Linked DNA regions of Mus musculus: all the other regions are linked to region 1. The links are chromatin loops, found by intact Hi-C in ENCODE. Cell type or tissue: left cerebral cortex. All regions are shown on one strand.

What was found. Peaks named below come from ENCODE experiments on the same cell type or tissue, not always from the same donor. Only the 100,000 strongest peaks of a DNase experiment are listed, where the experiment ranks them.
Region 2: it touches region 1 in a loop (2.2-fold over the local background); 5 of 42 quality-filtered maps call a loop at or near these places.
Region 3: it touches region 1 in a loop (2.4-fold over the local background); 3 of 42 quality-filtered maps call a loop at or near these places.

Annotation. Positions count from the first base shown.
Region 1 is chr11:69,575,512-69,583,511 of GRCm38, forward strand. It overlaps Wrap53 (WD repeat containing, antisense to Trp53), which reads right to left and starts at 3,738. Exons shown (of 10, transcript NM_144824.3): 1 at 3,159-3,738; 2 at 2,936-3,034; 3 at 2,115-2,226. The coding sequence starts at 3,541. It overlaps Trp53 (transformation related protein 53), which reads left to right and starts at 4,848. Exons shown (of 11, transcript NM_011640.3): 1 at 4,848-5,004. In left cerebral cortex, a CTCF peak has its summit at 3,957; DNase peaks (open chromatin) are centred at 3,394, 3,898, 4,813, 5,747 and 1 more place; H3K4me3 peaks cover 4,298 bases; H3K27ac peaks cover 3,414 bases.
Region 2 is chr11:69,658,694-69,666,693 of GRCm38, forward strand. It overlaps Mpdu1 (mannose-P-dolichol utilization defect 1), which reads right to left and starts at 3,956. Exons shown (of 7, transcript NM_011900.4): 1 at 3,776-3,956; 2 at 118-183; 3 at 1-5. The coding sequence starts at 3,878. It overlaps Cd68 (CD68 antigen), which reads right to left and starts at 7,477. Exons shown (of 6, transcript NM_001291058.1): 1 at 7,327-7,477; 2 at 6,810-7,243; 3 at 6,554-6,673; 4 at 6,342-6,420; 5 at 6,058-6,228; 6 at 5,520-5,811. The coding sequence starts at 7,369. The coding sequence ends at 5,678. Mir1934 (microRNA 1934) reads left to right here and starts at 4,350; the gene lies at 4,350-4,432. In left cerebral cortex, CTCF peaks have their summits at 2,581 (motif pointing right) and 4,014; DNase peaks (open chromatin) are centred at 4,008, 7,166 and 7,558; H3K4me3 peaks cover 1,712 bases; H3K27ac peaks cover 2,430 bases.
Region 3 is chr11:69,392,988-69,400,987 of GRCm38, forward strand. Cyb5d1 (cytochrome b5 domain containing 1) reads right to left here and starts at 2,359. Exons shown (of 4, transcript NM_001045525.2): 1 at 2,147-2,359; 2 at 1,985-2,061; 3 at 1,641-1,859; 4 at 1-881. The coding sequence starts at 2,306. The coding sequence ends at 651. Naa38 (N(alpha)-acetyltransferase 38, NatC auxiliary subunit) reads left to right here and starts at 2,804. Exons shown (of 3, transcript NM_030083.2): 1 at 2,804-2,985; 2 at 3,190-3,373; 3 at 3,533-3,684. The coding sequence starts at 2,905. The coding sequence ends at 3,645. It overlaps Tmem88 (transmembrane protein 88), which reads right to left and starts at 5,247. Exons shown (of 2, transcript NM_025915.4): 1 at 5,029-5,247; 2 at 3,529-4,894. The coding sequence starts at 5,238. The coding sequence ends at 4,625. It overlaps Kdm6b (KDM1 lysine (K)-specific demethylase 6B), which reads right to left. Exons shown (of 24, transcript NM_001017426.2): 21 at 7,720-7,861; 22 at 7,209-7,335; 23 at 6,953-7,123; 24 at 5,521-6,862. The coding sequence ends at 6,839. In left cerebral cortex, a CTCF peak has its summit at 4,717; DNase peaks (open chromatin) are centred at 2,494, 2,789, 3,070, 3,902 and 4 more places; H3K4me3 peaks cover 4,432 bases; H3K27ac peaks cover 3,956 bases.

The DNA of each region.
Region 1 (8,000 bases):
ACCCCATCTCAAAACAAACAAACAAACAAACAAAACAAAGACAACCAGGGTCTGTGTGCACTAGGCAGACAACCTCGGCACTTACGGTAGAGCCAGCAGATAGGAGTTCAAGGCTGTCCTTGGCTATACAGCTGCTTTGAGTTTGAAGCCAGCCTTTTCTACATAAGATCGTCTCAAAGGCGTGGGGGAGTGAGGGTGCTGGAGAGATGGCTCAGCAGTTAAGAGCACTGCTCTTCTAGAAGACCTGGGGTTCAATTCCCATTGCCCACATGACCGCTAACAGTGATCTGGGACTCTAGTCCTAGGGGATTTGACCTATCTTCTGGCTTCCATAGGCCCTGTATGTATGTGGTGCACAAATGTACATTCAGACAAAACTCATATGCATTAAAACAATTTTTAAATATAAAAAAAAAACCAAACAAACAAAAAATCCAACTTTTTACTTGGGTGTGACAAATGATGCCTGTTAGTTTCCAGCACTTGAAAGGAGGGAGGAAATCAGGCTAGCCTCAGCCACATAACGTGCTAGAAGCCAGCATGAGACCTGTCTCAAAAAGAGGTGGCTGAAAAGATGGCTCAGAGCATTTAACTAGCAGAGGACCCAAGTTCAGTCCCCAGCACCCATGTCAGATGCCTTCAAAGTACCTACCAACTCCAGCGTGGCTCTCTACTGGGAACACAAAGGTCCTTGTGTCTACAGGTAAAAACCCTATTCTTCCATCCAGAAAGCTAGGAATTGAAGTGATTAATAGTCCTGTGATCTGTTATCTGCTGGGCTAAGCCATACCAAGTTCCTTCAACCAGGGCCAGAGGTGGCTAGTACTCTAAATGAGCCTTACAGACAGGGGCTCCCCAAGCTCCCACAGCCAGGACCTGAGATACCTAATAGTCTAAATGACCTTCACATCATCTGTATGGCCAGGGGCTTCCCCAGGCTCCCACAACCAGGACTACAAGTGGCTAATATCCCAAACGACCTCTATAGCATCTGTATGACCAAGATAAGGCCAGACGCTTCCTTAGGCCCTAGATCTTCTTGGAACAAATGACAAAATGACATGTCAAGTCAAGTTTCTATGCAATTATGCTTCCTCGTGTCCCGGAGATTGCATTACACCAGGAAACGTTTTCCAATTATACTGCATTCACTGCCTGAGATCAGCCTCCCTAGCATCCTGATCTACCTTGATGGAAGCCAGTCTGAACCAAGTTTTCATTCTCACCTGACGTTCTCTTGCCTGCCTGACACCCGAAGACCACCCCCCTCAGCTCTGAAGCACACCCCCCCCACACACACACACACTCACACACTTTAAAAAAAAAAAAAAAAAAACTTGGTTTGGTTATTTCAAAACACGGTTTGTTTGTTTGTTTGTTTGTTTGTTTTTCCATATAGCTCTAGCTGTCCTGGAATTCCCTCAGTAGACCAGGTCATCCTCAAACTCCAGAGATCTGGAAACTCTGTCTTCCAAGCGCTGGGGTTAAAGGAAAAGAGGGAGAGAGCAAACGGATATGGAGTCTCACAGCACTGCTCGGGTGCACTGTAGCTCGCCACAGGCTGAGGTAAGGGCTTTGAGAGCATTTGTTAGGCCGTGTAATAACCTTACTTATTGATATGCATTTGCACACTGCCCCCAAAAAACACAACCAGCTCTTCAGTCATGGTTCATGTCTACACAAGCCCAACACAGGGGTCTTCAGTCATGGTTCATGTCTACACAAGCCCAACGCAGGGTTCTAGCGTCCTGCAGTTGAGGATGGCCTTGAATTTACCTCTTCTCCACCTCTGGGGAGCTGTGGTTACCAGTGAGGCAGCACAGCAGTCTATGCAGTGTGGGGGCTCAAACATGGGCTTCGCGTGTAATGCTATGCTAGCACTCTACTGAGCTACTTCCCCAGCACCATTTGAAAAAAATCATTCTAGAAACACACAATGTCACAGAAAACACCGGCTCCTGACTAGTCTTTAAATGACTTCATAATTCAAGGCAGAAAATGATGTATATAGTGAGGGAAAATCCTGTCTGTCAACAGGTGACGCATGGACACACAGTTTTCACTTGCAGGGAGGGCTCTAAAGTGCAAGGGCTGGCAAAGGCCCCTACCCTTACCATTTCGGCGTAATCCACCTGCTCTTGTTCACTGTACAATTCTGGGGGCAGGTTGTAAATCCGAAGGACATTATCAGCACTATTGGTCAAGATACAGGAACCGTCAGGGGCCCTGAAAATACAGGAAAATTAGAAAACCCAAACAGAGCTGCGATTTCAAGGTTGTAGTGCGAGGGCCATGGCTAGCCTCTGAGTCCCTGAGAAGACACCCGGCTCTAGGGAAACAAGCTCGTGCAGAGAGTGGTGGCACACATCTGTAAGCCCAGCTCCTGGAGAGGCTGAGGCAGAGAACCAACCTCCAGGCCAGTCTGGGCAACTTGACCCTATCTCAAAATAAAGCAAAAAAGGACCAGGATGCTGGCCACTCTGAGGTAAATCCACAATACGATACACGGCAGTACGCATCCACAGGGGAAGGGCAGGGAAAACCTTAACCTCGGTATCACCCGTAGTCTATTGCTCCCTAGCAACTTCTAGAAACCCTGGGGTTGATTTTAGCTTTTGTTTTGTTTTGCTTTCCCTCAAGACAGATTCTCTAAGTAGCCCTGGCTGTCCTAGAACTGGACCCATGGTCCATGTTTGCCTGGAACTCACACATCTGCCTGCTTCTTCCCCCAGAGTGCTGAGATTAAAGGCATGCGCCCAACTTTGTTACTGTTTTTATTTTAAGACAGGGTCTCACTCTGTGGACAAACCAGGCCTCCATTTCCCAACAGTTGAGATTACAAGACTGTCGTCCCACCGAAAGGGGCCAAGTATGTGTGGTTAAGTTTTAAGGGGAAACTCCTGAAGATGGCCATCTCCTTGCCCATCGTACTTACCACTTGCAACCTTTCAAGAAGTTCTCGGAGCGGGTGCTGAACTCGGACCAGGAACCACTGAGGTATCGGGGTACCTGCGAGAAGCTGTAGGTCCAAAAGCTGGAAAGGAGATGGAGAAACAGCAAACGTGGGTCGTCAGAGCAAAATGGAAATAAAATGGTGCTGAGGACCGGTGGCTGTCGTTCTCACAGGTCCAGGCTCCTCAGATTCCAGTGTCACTTACGTGTCCCCCTCATCCACTTCAGCGCGTTCCTCAGACACACCTTCCGTGGCTTCTCCTGACTCCAACTCGGGGAGATTCGTTTCTTCTCCGGGAAGACTCGCATGTTCAGAAACATCTTGCTCCTCGATTCCAGGACTCAACTCACTGGAAGTATTAAATTCTACTTCCAGAGGTACAGAGTCCCCTTGTTGAAGCTCCTGGGACACAACCAAGCTAGCCACGGGATCTGTGGCTAGCTGGGGTTGGTCATCACCACCGCATGGCGGAGGCACCGGTTCAAAGTCTGTATTTTTCTCCGCTGGGGAACCTTGGGGTACCGGAGCTGGGGCCAGGTCAGGAGGGAGGCTATCCGGAGCTAAGAGTCGCTCCTCCGACGTCTTCATTCTGTAGAGTAAGCCCCCGGAAGGCAGAGGTCGGGCAAGTCTCGCTGAGCCGGCTACCAGCTGCCGAGGCTAGAGTGCATTACCGTTCCCAGGGATGCTCAGAGACCGGAGTCCGCTTTCCTCTTCCGGAAAATGTAAGCCGAACCTAAAGCAATCACCAGGGAACGAGTGTCCAAAGCCAAGCGCCTAGGGTCGCTAGGCGCCGCCAGGGCTTCTTGCTCTCGCGGGAGTCGGGCCACCTTCCGATAGGCTCTCCGCATCCTCCTCCGATTCCGAGCGGGAAGGCGGGAAGGAACGACTTTGCCTACACCTCAAGCGCTGGAGAATTCCTAGAGGTTTCTGGGAGTTGTAGTCTGAACTCTGGGCCTTGGCGAAAACTACACGAGCGCCCCCTACCGTCCCCTGGGGGTAATTCTTAAAGCGCCTATCCTCCCTGGCCTGCAGAGGGCGCATAATTTCTACAGTTTTTGCCCCTCTTGACTATCTTGTTTTGAATCCCGTAACCTCAGGTTTCCTTTCTCCCCATCTCTCCCCCCTTCTTGTTCCTCTCTTTCCCTTTCTCCCCCGCCCTCCCTTCATTCATTCGACATTTATTATCAAGTTCTTACTGCCTAACCCAGGACTATACAAGGCATTGGGAAAAAAATAGCAATGTTTTCTAGTTCTTAATCTCCATAAAGTTTTCGTTGCTGTGCAATTAAAGGCTGTGAAAACAGTCTTTACAGAGAGTGATAAGGACTGTACAGGAAATTAAACACGGTGGTGCGATACCAAGTATCTCGGAGAACACGTTAGATTGAGATACTATGAAAAGCCTTTCTAAAGTGACATTTTAGCTAATGAGGGGAAAAAGAACTTAGGGGCCCGTGTTGGTTCATCCCTGTACTTGGAAGGCCTAAAGCAGGAAGACGGCCGCGAATTCCAGGCCAGCCTTGGCTACAAAGACTCTGTCTTAAAAATCCAAAAAGATGGCTATGACTATCTAGCTGGATAGGAAAGAGCACAGAGCTCAGAACAGTGGCGGTCCACTTACGATAAAAACTTAATTCTTTCCACTCTTTATACTTGACACAGAGGCAGGAGTCCTCCGAATCGGTTTCCACCCATTTTGCCCTCACAGCTCTATATCTTAGACGACTTTTCACAAAGCGTTCCTGCTGAGGGCAACATCTCAGGGAGAATCCTGACTCTGCAAGTCCCCGCCTCCATTTCTTGCCCTCAACCCACGGAAGGACTTGCCCTTACTTGTTATGGCGACTATCCAGCTTTGTGCCAGGAGTCTCGCGGGGGTTGCTGGGATTGGGACTTTCCCCTCCCACGTGCTCACCCTGGCTAAAGTTCTGTAGCTTCAGTTCATTGGGACCATCCTGGCTGTAGGTAGCGACTACAGTTAGGGGGCACCTAGCATTCAGGCCCTCATCCTCCTCCTTCCCAGCAGGGTGTCACGCTTCTCCGAAGACTGGGTAAGTAATTGATGAGCGTGACGAGACCTCTCGGTCACTGGCTCTCTCCGTTTGCATCCATAAAACTAGAGAAAACCGTGGGGTTTGGGGGTGGGGCAGTGGGGGGACTCAGCGCGATGGAGATGGGCGGAATGGAAGCTTGGCGGGCGGGATGAACGGGAGTGTATATGTCAGATGCTGTAGTGAGGGTAGCTGATGATGATGATGTTAGGACCGACGAGCCTCACTGTCATGCACCTGCAAAGTAGAGCATATAGGGACCACTGAGATGGCCTAAGGGGTTTTCTCTCCGCTACGCGTTGTACACACTTATCTGCCCGCTGCTAGGTGATGGAAGCTCCGGAAATAACATGCACAAAGCACCAGGATTTAAGATTTTTCGAGATTCATAGCTTAAGACTTAAGACCCCCCATAGCATCCTAATGAAACCCTGGGTTCCGTTCCTGGATGAGATCGGGGTGATCCGGGGAGCCTTAGCTGCTAAGGTCCCGCAACTTCCGGACCTTTGTCCCTGGAGTGATTTCTTTTTTTTTCCAGCCGCTTCTCGACCCTGCTAGATGAAGAAAATCCAAGAAAAGCCTGAAGCACTAGCGGTGCTAGCCAGAAGTATTTGCCCTCGGGGCCCGACTCAGCCTCTTGGTCTGAAAGGCCCGCCGGCCCTGTTATTGTTTGGCTCCTTTACGTTTCTGCCGCTTGCAGGAGCATTTCCGGTTTCTTGTTTTCGGAGCAGATCACTGCTCGCCCGGCGACGGGGGAGTAGCGAAAGGGGAGAAATGGATTCTAGGCTGGTTCTGTGGTTTGAGGAGGAAAACTGCTGTCCTCGACATCTTATTTTTCTGGATTACTTGGTTATTGCTTTTGCAAAGGAGGAGGTGTTTATTTAAAAGAGTGCGCCGATAGGTCGTTTCTTCCTGCCGGAAAAGCAAATTACCGAGTATCCGGTTTTAGGGTGAGCCATTCCCTTGCTTAACGCATTCCGCGCGTCCTGAAAGCGGAAGGGGCGGGCTTGGGCCCCGGGCGCCCGGCGGTCCTAAGTGCAGTCAGCCCGCACCATCCGGTTCTTCCCAGCGGGAGGTGGCGGGACTCTGCCTGGGCGTGGGCTATGCCTGTCCCCGCCACTTCAATTTTTAGAACAGGTCATTTCATTACAGTTTCTTATCGCGCACCAGACATCGTGCGTGCCTTTTTTTCTTTTGTAAAAATACTATTTCCACACTGCACTTGGATCGGGAAGTAAATTTTTTTGTCCATCTGAAGATTTAGTTTCGGTCTAAAGAATAAATGATAGGTAGACCGGGAGGCGGGGGGACTTTGTTTTCGTGGCTTCAGCTGTAAAGCCGTAAGGAAGACTAGATCCTCCAGTTCATTGAGAAAGTATACAAATGACTTCACTTAAACTTTGACGCGCGAAGGGAACCCTAGCTGTGAAGGTTAGACTGGACAGCCACAGCGGTCCAGGGATGCCTTCTTATGCAAATAGCCTCCCTGCTCTTGCAATCTCTTTGACTGGATTTAGTGAAGGACTCTCTTGTGAATGTTAAAAGATCCCAACCCGAAGTCAAAAGGAGGTGCCCCTAGGCCCCATCTTGTTTACAAATGTAGATATATGTAAATTGGTTTTTTTGTTTTTTTTTTTTTTACATAAAGACAACTTTGGAAGATATTTACCCTGCTCTTCCAGTTTCTCTTCTCTGAATAATTTACTGCAGAGGGGTTTGGGAATGTCTGGGATGGGTAGTATATGCACTTAAATTATGCTTAAATCATCTGTAGCTTACATATGACCCTGCACTGTAAATGTTATTCAAATAAATGTTACCGTGTTGACTGAAAAAAGGAGCCAGGCTGGACTGGGACCGGGTGCTGCAAGCCTTTAACCCCAAAGCTAGGGAGGCCGAGGCAGGTCAATATCAGAGATTCAGGCCAGCCAAAGATATGCAAGGAGACCCTATCTCAAAAAGAAAAATATGTCACGTATGTTAATATTCACACTGACACAAGATAACCTGCTGCTACAGTTGAGTAGCAGTGGGAAGCCTCGACAGTCTCGAGTTCCAGACCACAGTGTCCAGACCATACATAGAGGGAGTTCAAGGTCATCCTTCCCTGGGTAGTTGTAAGCTGACTTGAGATAAATGAGAGTGTCTTCAAAAACAGAGAAAGAGTACAAAAGTTAACATTGGCAAACCAGAGCCTACTGGCCTTTCTCCTGATGGGTAAATGAGGACGTCTCGATGGCCCGTGCCTTTAATGCTAACACTCTTGGGATGCTGAGGTAACTTGGGCTACTTAGCAAGACCTTGTCTCAGAAAGGCAAACAGCTGGAGATATGGCTTGGAGTAGATTATTTCACCTGGCAAACATGATACCCTTGGTTTAAATCCTGAGACCACAAAAAACAGGTTAAACCCAGCTTGACCAAGTGCCATTGGTCCATGGATTGCTGTATTGGAATCAAACAGAAATCTATGTCATTCACAGCAGTAACCTCCTGGGAATACTTCAAGAGACGGAGAAAGGGCGACTGACTGTGCCCTCCGTCCTTTTTCGCAATCCTTTATTCTGTTCGAATCATAATTTGTTTTCCTGAGACAGGGTTTCTCTGTGTAGTCCTGGCTGTCCTGGGACTCCCCTCTGTAGACCAGGCTGGCCTCCAACTGTCTCTGCCTCCTATGTGCTGGGATCAAAGGTGCCTGCCACCACCGCCTGGCTTCTTAGAGTTGGGACAAGCCTCGAAGTAAGTTGGATGCCTAGGATCCCAGCACTACTGTGGTTAAGACAGTAATGAATTTAAGGCCAGCCTGGGATACATAGTGAGACCCTGTCTCAAGAAAGGGGGAAATAAGTTCCAAAAGTGACATTTTCCAAGGTGCGAAAGCGATGGTTCCTTAGAGAAAGTGACGTTGGAAGGGACAGAAGTAAATTTGACTCCTTAGTTATTAATTTGGTATCGATTTGAGACCTGGATAAAAAGCTGGTAAGCTTTAGGAAGGAA
Region 2 (8,000 bases), 83 kb after region 1:
CTTGACTGTGGACAAAGCAGCAGGGCTGAGGAAAGGGCACTCTATCCCCAGCCTTGGCATCCTCAGCCTCTCACCTCCCTTCCCTTTACTCCAACAGCAGGAAGGAGCTGTACGTACCGAGAAGTGACCCAGCCACGATGCCCAGCCCGAGGCCTTTGCTGAGGAGAATCTTGAGGCAGGGAACTGAGAAGAGAGAGCAGTCAGCAGAGAGGCCTCTGGCGCCCAGGTGAGGGTTTGAAGTGCTCCTAGGAGCTGTTGCCCTCTCCCTCACCCGTGACCACCACACCTACCACACCAGTAAGTCTCTGGGGGTGGTAGGGATGACAGGGCAAACATCCTTGCTACAGACATCTTCTATTCAGACTGGGTGTGCTGTCACAACAGCTTCTTCCTTCCTGTCCCCCTTCCATTCCCTATAAATACACGTCTAAAATAGTTTTGAGGGCTGCAAAGAGTAGGGTTGTCCCCTTCAGAAGGACCAGGATAACCAGAAGGTTCTGAAATGTATGGTGTGGGCACTTGTCTTTGGAAGGAGGAGCATTTGAAGTAGGCCATCCAGTTCCTGAGGAGAGTAGGGTCAGGGAATTCTTAAGCAATGCCTGTGTAACTAAAAAGCTAACTTTTATCCCTCATTAACCCAGGAGCCACGTGGTAGACGGACAGAAACAACTCCAGAACTTCCATGCATGGCCCCCCTAATAAACTGTACTAACAAAAATGCACTAAGGCCGGGCGTGGTGACGCACTCGGGAGGCAGAGGCAGGCGGATTTCTGAGTTCTCTGAGTTCTCGAGGTCAGCCTGGTTCTACAGAGTGAGTTCCAGGACAGCCAGGGCTACACAGAAACCCTGTCAAAAAAAAAAAAAAAGCACTAAGAAAGTATGTCTTTTAAAAATGGAGAGATGGCTCAGAGGTTAAGAGCACCAACTGCTCTTCCAAAGGTCATGAGTTCAAATCCTAGCAACCACATGATGGCTCACAACCATCTTTAATGAGATCTGATGTCCTCTTCTGGGATGTCTGAAGACTGCTACAATGTATTTACACATAATAAATTAATTAAAAATGAAATCTTTTTTTGTTTTTGTTTCTGTTTTTTTTTTTTGTTTTTCGAGACAGGGTTTCTCTAGCCCTGGCTGTCCTGGAACTCACTTTGTAGACCAGGCTGGCCTCGAACTCAGAAATCCGCCTGCCTCTGCCTCCCGAGTGCTGGGATTAAAGGCGTGTGCCACCACGCCTGGCTGAAAAAAAATTTAAAAAGTCATAAGGGATGTGTGTTGTAGTTCAGGCTTTTAGTCTTATTTAATCATCTCTGAGTTCAAAGCCAGCCAGAATTACACAGTGAGACCCTATCTCAAATACTTAAAAACTATTGTCAGGTGTGGTGGCAAAAACATTTAATCTTAGCACTTGGGATCGAAGGACAGCTATGTGAGTTCAAAGCCAGCCTGGTCTACATAGTGAGTTCAGGCCAGCCAGGGTGATATAGAGAAACTATTAAAAAGGCTGGAGATATGGCTCAGTGTTTACGAGTACTGACTGTTCTTCCAGAGGACCTGGGTTTAATTCCTGACACCCACATGGAGTTCACAACTCTTAACTCTATTTCGAGGAGATCTGACACCCTCATTCATACATACATTCAGGCAAAACACCAGTGTACATAAAACAAAAATAAATCTTTAAAGAAATCATTAGGCCAACAAGATGGCTCTGCTGCCAACTCTGTTGACCTGAGTGTATATAAGGGAATACCACAACAGAAATACATTTTAAACATTTGGGACTGGAAAGATGACTTAGTGGTTAAGAGCACATCTCTGCTCTTGCAGAGAAGATCTGAATTCAATTTTTAGCATCCTTCTCCAGTGACTCACAAATGCCCGTAGCTCCAGCTCCAGTGGCATCTTCAGGCCCTTGCAGTCATGTATAGTATACATATACACACACATATACAAGTGAAAAGACACACATAAAAAAAAAAAATCTACATTTCAAAACAACCCTGGCTGGCGAGATGGCTTAGTGGGTAAGAGAGCTGACTGCTCTTCTGAAGGTCCTGAGTTCAAATCCCAGCAACCACATGGTGGCTCACAACCACCCATAATGAGATCTGACGCCCTCTTTTGGTGTGTCTGAAGTCAGCTACGGTGTACTTATGTATAATAATAAATAAATATTAAAAAATAAATAAAAAATAAAACAACCCTATTTTGTGTGTGAGCACATAGGTGCATGTGTTCAGGTCAGAGACTTTGAGGAGCCAGTTCTCCCTTTTTGCCTTTCTGTGGGTTCCGGGAATTGTACCCAGGTTGCCAGCCTTGCAAGCCACCCCTCCAGTCCCACAGGCGTTCCCTGACTCTTTTCTCTCCCCCCCCACCCCATTCCCACATTCATACATTCCTGAACCTTCAGGTTGTCCCCACTCTTCCAGGACATTTATCCTTGTTCTTCCACTATCTCTATCATTTACTTCTTTTTTTTAAAGATTTATTTATTTATTTACTTTATGTGTGTGAGTACATTGTAGCTATCTATCTTCAGACACACCAGAAGAGGGCATTGGATCCCATTACAGATGGTTGTAGGCCACCATGTGGTTGCTGGGAATTAAACTCAGAACCTCTGGGAGAGCAGTCAGTGCTCTTAACCACTGAGCCATCTCTCCAGCCCCTATCATTTACTTCTTATCTTGGTTTTTCCAGACAAGGCTGCTCTGTGTAGCCAGCCCTGGTTGTATTGGAACTCATCCAGTTGCCTAGGCTGTCCTTGAACTCCCGCCTCTGGGTCCCTCCCAAGGGCTGGGATTAAAGGTGTGGGCCACAGTTCCTGGCAATTTCTCTAATTTTTTTTAAAAAACATTTTTCTTTCAAACCCTGTGTCCAGGGCTGATTTTCAATAGATTGCAGCGAGTGAGCTGAGCTGCTGCCTACAAAACCCTGATCCTGGCAATCTCTCTACCACTGAATCTTTGACCTGGTGGGCATTTGGCCCAGGAAGGCGTCTTGACTATTGTAAGCCAAAAGTCACTTAGAATAGAGAGATGGAGAAGGCTTATCAAAGGCCTTTGTAAAGAAAAAGGAAAGGAAAAGTGCTATACTCCCAACACTCTAGTGACTGAGGCAGGAGGACTGTTGCCAGTTCAAGGGCAGTCTGTGCCACATAGTAAATTCCAGAAGCTGGTGCTGGAGAGAGGGGATAAAAAAAAAAATTTGTGAGCCTCTGTCAGTTGAGTGCTTGGGGCGAAAGGAGGCCTACATGCCTGGCTGGGGTTTTAATTTTGTTTTATAAAATACGAGTTTTCCGCCGAGGATTGGTGGCACACACCTTTAATCCCAGCATTTGGGAGACAGAGTCAGGTGGATTTCTGAGTTCGAGGCCAGCCTGGTCTACAGAGCGAGTTCCAGGTCAGCCAGAGCTATACCCTGTCGGGGGGGGGGGGGGGGGTACGACAAAAAAGCTCCGAGTTTTCCAGCCTGGGGCTAGAGCCTGGTTAGCAGAGTAGCACATGCCGCCCTGAGTTCGACTCCCAGCCCAGAAAGGGATGAGGGTTGGGTACAGACTTCCGAGATTGTAAAACACAAATTTAACTTTTTTTCGGGAGACACCCCTTCATGCCCAAATATGGCACTTTTCCTATGCAGGGCCCCAAACACTTCCGCCCTCGTCAGAACCGCCTTCTGCCCAGCTTCGCGGTGACATTAATCGCCACTGTCACGCCAACTTACGGTTCAAGGCTGCTCCAGCTAGACCTTGAAGGCTGAAATAAAACTCACCATGAAGCAAGTCCCATTGCACGAAGAGCTGGTCGTAACATTTCTCAGGTAAAAGAATTGGCACCAGCAGCCCTTTGAACGGCCCGTCGGCCTCCCCCGCCATGTTGGAAAGCTAAGCTTCCGCCAGGCGGGACAACCCCCGCCATTTATCCGCGCCGCGCATGCGCGCCGCGCACACCCCGCCCTGCTGTCCCCGAGGCCAGGGCTGCTCTTCCCTCTCCGTGATGCTCGCCCGCCTCCTCTAGGGGACACAGGTCTCCTTCCCAGGCAGGCTTTTGTGCGCGCCTTGACGTTCGAATTTTAAAGCGTGTCCGCGTTTGGCGCCTGCGCTGTTAGGACTTCCTCACTTTTGTTTACGCTCTTGTTCTGAAAGCAAGGTCCATGCTGCCCCCTCGCCCTGTCCCCCCTGCATGTACGCCATCTTGTCTAATCTCGGCCAACTTGATAGTGTTTGAAGTTGAAAGGGAAAAGAGTTCGAGTCTTCAAAATGGCGCTAGCAGAAGCACTGCAGCTCTCTTTATCTTTCCTCTTGGTTTCTCCAGAGGGAATAGAGCCGCAAAAGAGCCATTCCGAGCTGGGCCTTCTTTCTGGTCCCCTGCTTCGTCCTCTGTCCAGATGTTAAGAGGATGACGGTGGGGCTGGTGAGATGGCTCAGCGGTTAAGAGCGCCGATTGCTCTTCCAAAGGTACTGAGTTCAAATCCCAGCAACCACATGGTGGCTCACAGCCATCCGTAAGGGGCGAGCTCCGCTGCAGGAGAGCAACCCCTGACACAACAGGGGACCTCAGTCTGCTGTGTCTAGGTGGGAACCCAGAGGGTGCGAGCAAAATTCCAGTATTTGTCTGGGAAAGGGCCCCTAGGGTTAGGCGAAGAGAGCCATCTACATTCCACCACACTGCCAGGACACCTACTCTTGGTTCAGGCTGTAGGGCATTCCTAAACTGTTTCTCAGTTCCTTGTTTTTGGGGGTGAGGGGAATGTAGTTGCTGGTCAGGGCATAATGTCACATGTACCTCTGCTGTGTGGGGGCTCTGGTCCAAGAATTTCTGTAACCTCATGGGACTGTTAAATTGGAAAGGCACCCATCCTTGGCTCCCATCCGTTGAACCATGTCCTACTATAAACAGTAGAATTTATACTTTGGTACAGTGGGTGGCTGTCTGAAAAATCCCTTTTTATATCTGGACAAGGGCAGATTGCAATTGCCACCGCTCCCTCTCCTTCTGGTACTCGGGGATGTGTTTGCGAGGCCTGAAGTTGTTCCTCGTAGCACAGCCTCATAGAAGTCGGCTGCACCAGTGGGCTCCTCAGTGAACTAGCCCCGGCCACAGTGCACATGGAATCTCATTGTTCAGTCACCACTTTTGAAATAAATTAATACAGCCACCTACTCATATTTTAGTTGTGTTGTACCTAGCTGCGCCCCGAGGGTCAGCAACAGGGTGTCAGGTCGGAATGATTCATTCTGTAAGGGACTAGGCAGCCATTGGCCCCAGAGGGAGGAGGGAATTTTGGCAGCTTCACCAGCAGTCACAGGACATTGAGGGATGAACCAATGAAGGCATTTGGTCACTCTCTGGTACTTTTGTCCCTTCTTGCCAGCTGTCTCTTGGTGACTCAGCCACGGGAAGGCACAGGAAGGCATATGACAAGAAACTCGTGGCTTTTAGCCCCGGCAGGACAAGGCAAGCCAAGAGAAAAGATTTCATTAAGTGTTTGTACTCTTAATGAGGAAAGAAAGGAGTAGTAGGTACCATTCATGTTTATTGATTCCCCACCCCTATTATAAAATCTCTTCATTGTGTTCCTAAAGACAGAGAAGGAAGGTAACTGTTGAGTCAGTGGCATGGTGAAGAGATGAGGCGCTCCTTGGTGGCTTACACAGTGGACTGGGGCAGATGCTCAGAGGGGCTGGTAGGTTGATTGTCGTCTGCGGGTGATGCAGAAGGCGATGAGCACCAGGGTGAGGAGGCCGAGGAGGACCAGGCCAATGATGAGAGGCAGCAAGAGGGACTGGTCACGGTTGCAAGAGAAACCTGGCAGAATAATGGGATCCCTGAGAATTGCTGCAGTGGTGGACGGGCTAAAGGTGGGAGGTGGGGGAGGACGGAAGAGGAAAGGGGATGAAGAAAGGCTGAGGAGCCAACCCATAGGTGAGAGCAGTCAGCAAAGGGGAAATAAGGCAGTCTTGTAGAGGAGGCGGAGGTCTAGAAAAAGAGTTCTGGGGAAGGTTTCCAGAGCAATGGGAGAGCTCTAGGAAAGAAGAAGTAGGTAGGGCTTACATGGCCCGAAGTGTCCCTTGTCAGGCAGCTGAGCAGCCTGTAGCCTTAGAGAGAGCAGGTCAAGGTGAACAGCTGGAGAAAGAACTATGCTTGCATTTCCACAGCAGAAGCTTTGGCCCAAGGGAGCTTGGAGCTCTCGAAGAGATGAATTCTGCGCCATGAATGTCCACTCTGCAGTAATTAGTAATTAAGAGTCAAATCCAGTCCTGACTCCTGAGTCCTCCCCACCAGCCCAGCACGCCCAGCCTAGACTTTTAGTGTGGTAAGGAGAAGAGATTACTCACGTGCTGCCTGTGGGAAGGACACATTGTATTCCACCGCCATGTAGTCCAGGTAGACTGTACTCGGGCTCTGATGTAGGTCCTTAAGGTGAACAGAAAGACTCAAGGCATCAGGGACAGAGGCATCCATGTCCACAGAGCAAGAACAGAGGCTCCGGGGGTACAGGTATGGGATATGGAAGAATAGAGGATAGAGACAAACTCAAGCTGTATACCTGTTTGAATCCAAAGGTAAGCTGTCCATAAGGAAATGAGAGAGACAGGTGGGGATGGGTACCGTCACAACCTCCCTGGACCTTGGTTTTGTTGGGATTCAAAACAGATATGCCCCAAGCCTGTAGAAGTGCAATGGTGGGTCTGAAATCACAAGAATGCTCCATCCAGTTTATCCCCTCCTCTTCTCTTCCTCTTCCCTGCTGAACGAGCCCAGGACTTGCCTCTTGCCCTCTTTAAGCCCCACTTTAGCTTTACCTTTCTTCCACCCTGAATTGGGTATAGGATTCGGATTTGAATTTGGGCTTGGAGCTGAACACAAGGCTGGGAGCCGTTGGCCCACGTGTAGTTCCCAAGAGCCCCCTTGGACCTTGGACTAGGCGAGGGTGGAGGTGGTCCAGGGTGAGGGCCAACAGTGGAGGATCTTGGACTAGTAGCAGTGCCATTTGTGGTGGGAGAAACTGTGGCATGAGAAATTGTGGCATTCCCATGACTGGTGGTGGTGGCAGGGTTATGAGTGACAGTTGTGGGTCCGGAGCTGGTGTGAACTGTGACATTTCCGTGACTGGTGGTGGTGGGCCTGTGGCTGGTCGTAGGGCTGGCTGTGCTTTCTGTGGCTGTAGGTGTCATCGTGAAGGATGGCAGGAGAGTAACGGCCTTTTTGTGAGGACAGTCTTCCTCTGTTCCTTGGGCTTTCAGTAAGAGATTGGTTGGCCACCCAGGTGCAGGCTCCTGCCCATGAGCCCTCCCTCCCCCACCTCCCATTTCTCCTTACCTATAAGCGGTCCTAGCAAGATCAGACACACAGGGAGCCGCATGGCAGAGATGCTCAGACCAGCTAGGCTACACCAGTTCCTTCCTCAATCCAATCCCCTTTGCCTTCTCTTGGAAGAGGAAATGAAAAGCCTCACTTCCCTTAACTAAAATAATCCCACCCCAAACCTGACTCAGACACCTCAGCTTTAGCAACCCACTCAAGCCATTGGTTTTCACAATTAGGCTGTGATTGGCAGTGACGTTCTCAGTGGGCGGTACAAAGCCTTGGTTACCTCGTGAGAATGAGGCAGCTGACTCACACGGAACTTACCTAAGCAAAACTTGCTCTACTTGGGAGCTTACAATGCAGCAGAGAAATGGGAAGCCCTTTCCTCATTGGTAAGAAATGCAACCCCACCCATGCACTCCAATCCTAGCACAGGAGGCCGAAGGCAGATGTAAGAGGTCAGCTTAGCCTATTTATTTAGTTGCAGGACAGGAAGAGCTACAGAACAACCATCTCCCTACATCCCCAAGGTGAGTTGACACCTACATCATCTGGGCTAGGCCTAACCAACCAGTTGAATTTTTTTTTTTTGGTTTTTCAAGACAGGTATTTTGTGTAGCCTTGGCTGTCCTGGAACTCACTTTTGTAGACCAGGCTAGCCTCGAACTCAGAAATCCACCTGCTTC
Region 3 (8,000 bases), 180 kb before region 1:
GCTTGGGCACTGTGGCTCTGCCGTAACTGACAATGTGCACTTGTGCTACAGAACCTTGGGAAATTCCTAAGGAATTATCTGTGAAATAGATAATTAGTCTTAATTAAGAATAATGTAGTCACCTTATAGGATAGCTGAGTTGAACAGTGTAAAACTCCAGCAAAATCTCAATCCTAAATTAACTGCATTCACGTTTCCTGGGGCACCAACTAGTAAAGACCTTTAGAGAAGAAGTCAGCCACCCACCTATGATTGGTGATGCTAATTTCCAAATCCTGTCTTTGTAAATCTCACCTTCCTACATCACATTCTCACCTTTGCCAAAAAAGTTCTTCCATCCCTTCGTCACTGTGTCTCTAACTACTAAAAAGTTTTGCCTGAGCCTTACTTCCTCCTCATATTCCTGAGAGACTCTAGCTCTCTTACAGGGATTCTTTCTAGGACCCCTCTAATACTCTTTGAGCAAATCACCCATGAACAAAGGAGCCAGGGATAAGGCCCTTGCATGTCAGAAAGGCCCAAGAACCACGGACTGATTCTCAGAAGGGAACAGAGGTGTAGGCCAGGCCCCACAGACCCACACCTCTTTCCCTCAAGGCACAGAAAGAGGCAAACTCCAACATCTTGAGTCTACACGCACATCTCCTTTCCTAGAGCTCTGTGAGGTCATCATTGAAGTAGAGCAGTATTGCAGGTGTGTGAAGTTTACCATCCATGTTAAGATAGTCAAACTCTTCTTCCTCATCCCGGATCCCGTTTTCTTCCAGGGTTTGATCCATGTTCAAATTCTTCCCATCGTATTTCCATGTGTAGCTGGCAGCATGTGCATTATAGGGGAGATAGCGGTGTAGGATTTCCCACATTGATTCCTGAGCCCCCACCTGAAGAATACAGAAGTGTCCACCTCTAGAATTCTGCTTGGAACAGACACACAGATACACACACACACTCCAAAGGCCAGAAGGGTCCTTAAACCTAGATCTTTCAGGATTTGCTCTAAGGAAACTGGGAATAATAATAATAGAAGAGAATCAGTCGGGGCTGGTGAGATGGCTCAACAGATAAGAGCACCCGACTGTTCTTCTGAAGGTCCTGAGTTCAATTCCCAGCAACCACATGGTGGCTCACAACCATCCCTAACAAGATCTGGCGTCCTCTTCTGGAGTGTCTGAAGACAGCTACAGTGTACTTACATATAATAAATAAATAAATCTTAAAAAAAAAAAAAAAAAAAAAAAAAAGAAGAGAATCAGTCACCAGAAATGACAGAGCTTGAATCAGAGTGCCTCCATTACCAGATAGCACTCTTCAGGCATCCCACAGTCCCAGGTAAGGAAAGTTGATGCTACAGCATACTATAAAGACACCAAGTCCTATCACTTCTAACAAATAAATGACTCAATAGAGTCAAAGCTGGTGTCTCTCATTTACAATGGGTCCATAACAGCATATAAACCCTTCCAAGGACCACCACCAAGATGCTGGCCTAGAGCTATGAAGGAGACTGAGGGAGCTGTAATACAAACATACTTCTGGAATTTCCAACTCTGGGTACCAGGACCATCTGCTTTCCTCTGTCGTGTTAACTCCCAGAAATGATTTCTGGTTCCTCTAGTACGTCCCCAGGCGCCAGAGCTCACCTGCAGTGTGTGCTCCTGCGTTGCAAGAGTGTTAATAATACGGATGTTCCGGGTCCGAGCAGACAGTCGTCCCACCTGGTAATTTGCCCCCTTCCACCAGGGTACTCCGAAATCATTGGCCCAATCTGAACGGGGCAGTGGCGGCGGGATATGTACGAAGCGGCCCCGCGGGGTACGGTATCTCATGCAACCAGTGAGTGGATCTATATGCTTGCGAATCTTCAAAAGCAAGGATTTGGAGAGACGGATCGGAGCAATCACTATTTCGAGTTCGAGTTATTCCCCGCCATCCCTCCTCTGCTCTCCAGTGCCGCTTCCACCGACCCCATACCAGCAGAACTTACGTCTCTAGTCTGTGGATCAAACCAGTGACTTATGTCCTGGCCTGCGACCTCCAGGATGGGTTTCAACAGTAGGTCCCCTAAAAAGAAACAGAGGCCGTCAATGGCCGGCCACCCAAGGGCCAGAACCAGCTCTCCAGCCCTTCCCTACCGTGTGTCCCTTACCTTTGAATTCCTCGACAAGCGGTGTTAGATTGTAAACAAATCCCAGGTAAGACACCCATAGGTCCTCGAGCTGGTTGTGTTCCGCTACTTCTGACGGCGTGAAATACCGACGTTGAAAATTATCCAAGTCTGGCCCGGCTACTAGGCCCCGGCGCGGCATGGCTCCTGGTCTACAAGAGGCACAGGCTCCCTCAGCTACCTTCTCGCTCCTCCGCAATCTTAAAACTATCAGGTCCAAGAACTACCTGAAGTGCGTTTGTCGCTGACATGGAAACCATTGTCCCTTTCCGGCCACCGGCCACAGTAGTTAGTTATACGTAAGTAGGGCGGGGTTTGGGCTGCGCGTGTCCACCGGAAGCATTCCGGATTCCGGCTTCGAGCCTACTGTGGTTGAATTCATTCTTAGAGGAAATGAAGACAGTCCGTTTCATAACGGAGTGTAGGCTAGATGAGTTAGGGGTAACAGAAAGTATCGACGAGGAGACTAGAATAGAGGGTTTTTTAATCACCAGATTTCAGGCGTTTAAAAGCTGTTTAAGCAATTGCAGGTAAAGTTCTCGCGATATTCTTCTCGTAGCCCAGTAGGCATGTAGGGACCTGGCATGAAATAAAATCTCGCGAGATCTGCAGTGGCGGAACCGGAGGCGAGGAGGAATTGTGATCTCACGAAAGCGCTTGGGAGCACTCGCGAGATCTGACGCGCCGATCCCCCAAAACGCTCTTAGGAAGTTTAAGGCCCAAAAGAGGTCCCAGGGCCAATGGCCGGAGCTGGGCCGACCATGCTACTACGAGAGGAGAATGGCTGTTGCAGTCGGCGTCAGAGCAGCTCCAGCGCCGGGGTTAGCGTGGGCTTGGTTTCTGGACGAGCAGTCGGGGAGCGACACCGGGCGGGGAGGGGAAAGGGGGTGGCGAGGTTGGAAAGGAGAACTACAATTCCCAGCAGCCCACGGGCTTCTGGCAGCGCCGCGAGGGCAGCTGGGAACTGTGGTTCCTTGGGCGTGCTGCCGATCCTAGGTGTCTGAGTGCTTGTCCTGCCCTAGCAGGACTCTGATGGGGAACAGGAGGACTCGCCGGCCACGCGTGCACGGCAGCAACTAGAGGCATTGCTCAACAAGACCATGCGTATCCGTATGACAGATGGAAGGACACTAGTCGGCTGCTTCCTGTGCACTGATCGCGACTGTAATGTCATCCTGGGCTCTGCGCAAGAGTTCCTCAAGCCTTCTGGTCAGTGTCCAGGGAATACACACCTACCTCCTCGGGAATGCGGCGGAAATTCACTGCAAGGCATTTCCTCTTGCAGGCCTTACTGCACCCCCTTATTTTCTGGGGGCGAGACGGATGTTTGCCTGCTGTTCTGATACTGACTTTTTTTTTTTTTTCCAGATTCATTTTCTGCGGGCGAACCCCGTGTGCTGGGTCTGGCCATGGTACCAGGACACCACATCGTTTCTATTGAAGTCCAAAGGGAGAGTCTGTCGGGGGGCCCGTATCTCTGACCACAATTGCACTTCTCTTTGAGACCATTAAACCCTATGACCAAAGTGGCCTGTGTCTGTGTGTAGGTCCAATGTCAGGGGAGGGCTAGCACACCCCACCCTTAGAGGTTCATCAGAGTTCAGGAGCTTCCTCAACCTGCCCCAATGCCTAGAAGAACCAAACCCTCCCTCAAGTTAGGAGCTTAAGGCAGCAGGCCCTAGGGTGGGCCCCTCCATCTTCCCTCCCACGCTCCTGCTTCAGTTTCTAGCGGGAAGCGGTGTCATCCTGCCCCGGAAGATCCATTGTTTCCCACCCCGGCCTGGCAACACTCAGTTCCTTTAAGCTGGGGTCAGAGAACGGGCTCGGGTCCCCAAGGGGAGCTGGGTAGGCAGCCGAAACAAGGCCCTCTCTGCGCTATTAATGGGGAAGTGACTTTGGGGTCAGGGCCAGACAACTCTGGGGTCTGATCAGGAAGAATGGACTAATGCGATAAGGAAAAGGCAGGATGCTGAGAGATGCTCTCTGATTTGCCCATTTGTAGTCTTGAGGATTCGTTTCCTACTCCTGAGCCCAGTGCAGGAGCGATTGGATATGTGCCACCCCTGTATTCACAGAGTGCATTCATTTTATAATTTTTTTTTATTATTTGTGATGGCTTCTCTCTTATTTGTGTGAGCCCTGTCCCTCAGTCCTGTAAATTTTGGAGGAGCTGCACCAGCAAAGGAAGGCACAAGGTCCAGCTCTCTTATTTACAATAGGGAAGGGAAAGAAGATGTGCAGGGTCCAGCCCAAACGTTCAGGAATCAAATGTGAATGACGTTTCTGGGACATGGGAATTTTCGCCAGCTCTACGTCCACATTCAGCTGTTCCATCAAAGGGATGGTAGGATCCGGCTCAGGCCGCGGTAAGGAACCGGCTTGGGCAGTACACCCCTGGGCTTGTTTCAAGTCCTTGAGAGACCAGGAGGGCAATCGACAGGATTCTTGACTCTAAGCACCTCAGACCCAGACCTTTCCCGGTGTGGGAACAGACCGAGAACCTGGTGAGACTGGGATTTGCTTCGGCTGTGGGATGCGCCGGCGCCTGTAGAGGGCTCGGCTGTAGGGCACGAGGCAGTCGGCCAGGCGGAGGCGCAGGCAGAGGCGGCGGTAGGTAGCCAGGGCAAGGACAAGCAACGGCACGAGCAGTAGGAATCCAGTGACCAACAGGGCTGTGAAGCCTGGGTCCCGCAGATGCGAGGTGCAAAGGGGTGCCTGAGAGCGCAGAAACTGTGCGGATAAGAGACATCAGAATGGGCCACTCTGCCCAGGAGGAAACAGCCCAAGTGGGGATGCAGTGGCTCAGACACCCCCCCACCCCCGCCGCCCACACACCACTCACGCATACCCCTTGGTATGCTTACCTGGGAGTGGCAGAGAAAGCCGAAGCCTAACATGATGACAGCAGGTAGCAAGATGGTCCCCAGCACCAGTGCCAGCAAGAGGAGATTGAAAACAGCCACCAGCAGATTCTGAGCCGTTACTAGCACTGCACAGGCCCAGCAATCTAGGGGATCCCGAGGCTCTGGGCCGCCAGCGAGAACGGGGCGCTGGGCTCCGGGGACCTCCGCCATGGCCTGGTTGGTTCCCGCCCCACACGACTGCAGTCCTTATAGCCCTCTTTCCTGCCCCTCCCCCGGGGCAGTCTCTCTGCACCCCGCCCCCCACTACCTTATCCTGGAATGCGGCTCTGGGATTAGGCATCCCCATCCTAAGGGGCAGACTGTGGGTCTGGACATTCCACAGGCTCCTCTGAGGAGGGGCTCCCCACCTCCGGAGGCTGCATCGCCCTCCCCTTAGCTCCTCGACCCTTCAACTGATATGCTTCACAGCCATCATCAAAACACAAGGGTCTCTTTTTTTTTTTTCCTGCTTTTATTTTTAATAATATTCTCACACAAAAATCACCGAAAATAGGGTAGGAATGGGAAGCCCCCCTCTGCCCCTGGGGCAGAGAGACAGTGCAGTGCGAGGGGGCGGGACTGTAAACCCCCCCACCCCTCCGCAGCCCCAGCGGGGGGGAAAAAAACCGAACTAAGAAAATGAAAATAAAGCCCCAGAGAAAATCACCCCAGGGTGTCCCTGCCCCAGAGAGGCCCTGCCCTGGGATGTTTCACGCCTTAAAAAAGGTGTGTGTGTGTGTGTGTGTGTGTGTGTCCAATGTTTTTAAAATGGCCGAGGCTGGGGAGGACAGGGTTTCTTTTCCTCATAGTTCTTTAAAACTTTTTATTTTATTTATTTATTTTTTTTACAAAATACCATTTCAGTTCCCACTTCTTCCCCTACAGTACAGGAGTCGCTCACCCTCAGGTGGGGTCGGGGTTGGGTCGGGAGTGGGGGTACTGGTCCAAGAAAGTGCAGGACGTAGGGGAGGGGAGCAGGTTTGAGCACCATGAGAGCCCGGCTGGAGCCGCGGGCGGGCGGAGACAGACGGGCCAAGCCCGGACATACTGGGGCGCAGGGAAGGCCCAGGAGTGGGCCTCCCAAAGAGGCAGGAGGGATGGCTTGGGGATGTAAGAGGTCGGGTTTTCCCAAAAAAAGAGAAAAAAAAAATGAATAAATAGAGGTGAGTGGGACTGTTATAAATTAAAAACCAAAAAACAAAAAGAACAAAAATACGAATCATAACCAAGTGAATAAACAAGAGACATATACAGGGATCACAGCTAGCATTGGAAGTAAAAAAAAAAAAAAAAAAAAAAAAAAAAAGGAGGTCCAGGGGTAGGGGTAAAGCCCATAGAGAGAATCTCATTAAAAACCTCGGCTGCCGAACGTCTATGTACACAACGAGCCGCGAACGTCTGCGCCGGCGGGCGGCGGGCGGGCGCGCGGCGGGCAGGCTTGAGGGAACCCGTATGTGACCCCCGCCGCCGCCGGAGCCTGGTCCTTGTGTCTGTTGCTAGAAAGGCCAAAGTCGGTGAGGGGAGGCGCTGGTGGGCGAGAGGCTGCCAGCCCCCTCCCCGTCTCCCATTTTTTTTCCTTTTTTTTTCCTCGTATTTGTTAAAAAAAAAACATTTTTTTTTTCTTAATAAATTAAGTGAGGGGAGCTGCCAATAGGGTGGAAGGGCTGGGCCCGACCCCCTTCCCGGCCAGAGGCGGGACCTAGGTCCAGCCCAGGCGTGTGCTGGTGGCCCCGCCGCGCCCAGCGTGGGCGGGCGAGCGGGGCGTCCGGCCTCATCGAGACGTGCTGGCGGGAGCCTGCGGGGAGAAAGTGGGCAGCTTCAGTGGTGGGCGGATGGGGACCGGCCGCTCCCGCGCCCCCTCTGGAGCCCAGGCGCTCGCTCTCACCAGTGTGAAGGCATCGTAGGCCTGCGCCAGCTCCTCCGTGCGGTACTGCTCTAGCACCACCACGCCCTGTAGGCCCGCGCTGCGACGGCGCGCACAGCCCTCGCAGTGCACCAGGTACGTGTTTCGGCTGCCATTCTCACTTGTAACGAACAGGATGTTGAACACCTCCACCTGGCCAGGAGAAAGCGGCTGTCACTAAGAAGTCACTACTACTGTTAGGTCTCTTCCAGGCAGGGGGAAGAGCTTGCACACTTACGTCGCATTCGTTGCAGTAGTAGGCAGGCTCGTCTTTGACACGGCCTTGGTAAGCGATCTTCTTCCCTGCCCGCACCAGGCTCTCCCGCTGTACCTGACAGTGCTTCATTGACTGCAGGAGGCAGAACCTGAGCAAGACCCAAAGGGTGGGTGTTGAGACAAGGCTCCAGCGGGGTGCCAAGGCTGGAGGATGGCAGATGGGCAGGGGTGGAGCTCCAGAGACCCTAGCCCCACGGACTTCCCTGGGCAACCCTCCCTTTCTTTTCGTTTCTGAGTTGCATTTCCCGTCTTGAATATGTCACACTTGACATTTCAAGGTTTTGTGTGTGTGTTTGGACCACAGGAAACAACGGCTATGAGATGAGAGCAGGGCTTCTGTCATGTCCCCAGCACAGTGACACTTAAGGTCTTAAGGACATGCTGCAGACGCAGGGGAAGAATGGGGAGCCAGGAAGAACAAGGGTGGGGAACAAGCCAGGTGGGACGGGCTGGTAACCAAACAGGGGTCTCACTTGATCATCTTGAACAAGTCAGGATCGCTGATCTTGACCGTTCGAGCGACGTTCCAGGACACATGAATCATGGGCACAATGGACTTGACGTTCTTCACCTCGTTCCACTCATATCGCTCCAGGGCCAGCTGGTACTGATAGGCTGTAGGCCAGAGGAAGTCATGCAGGGGTCTCAACCAGCCCCCGGCCCCTTCTTCCCTCAGACTCTGATTCTCCAGACCCAGTTTTCCCCTCCAGGGTTCGCTCCTCATACGTACCCCATGATGACCCGACCCCAGCCT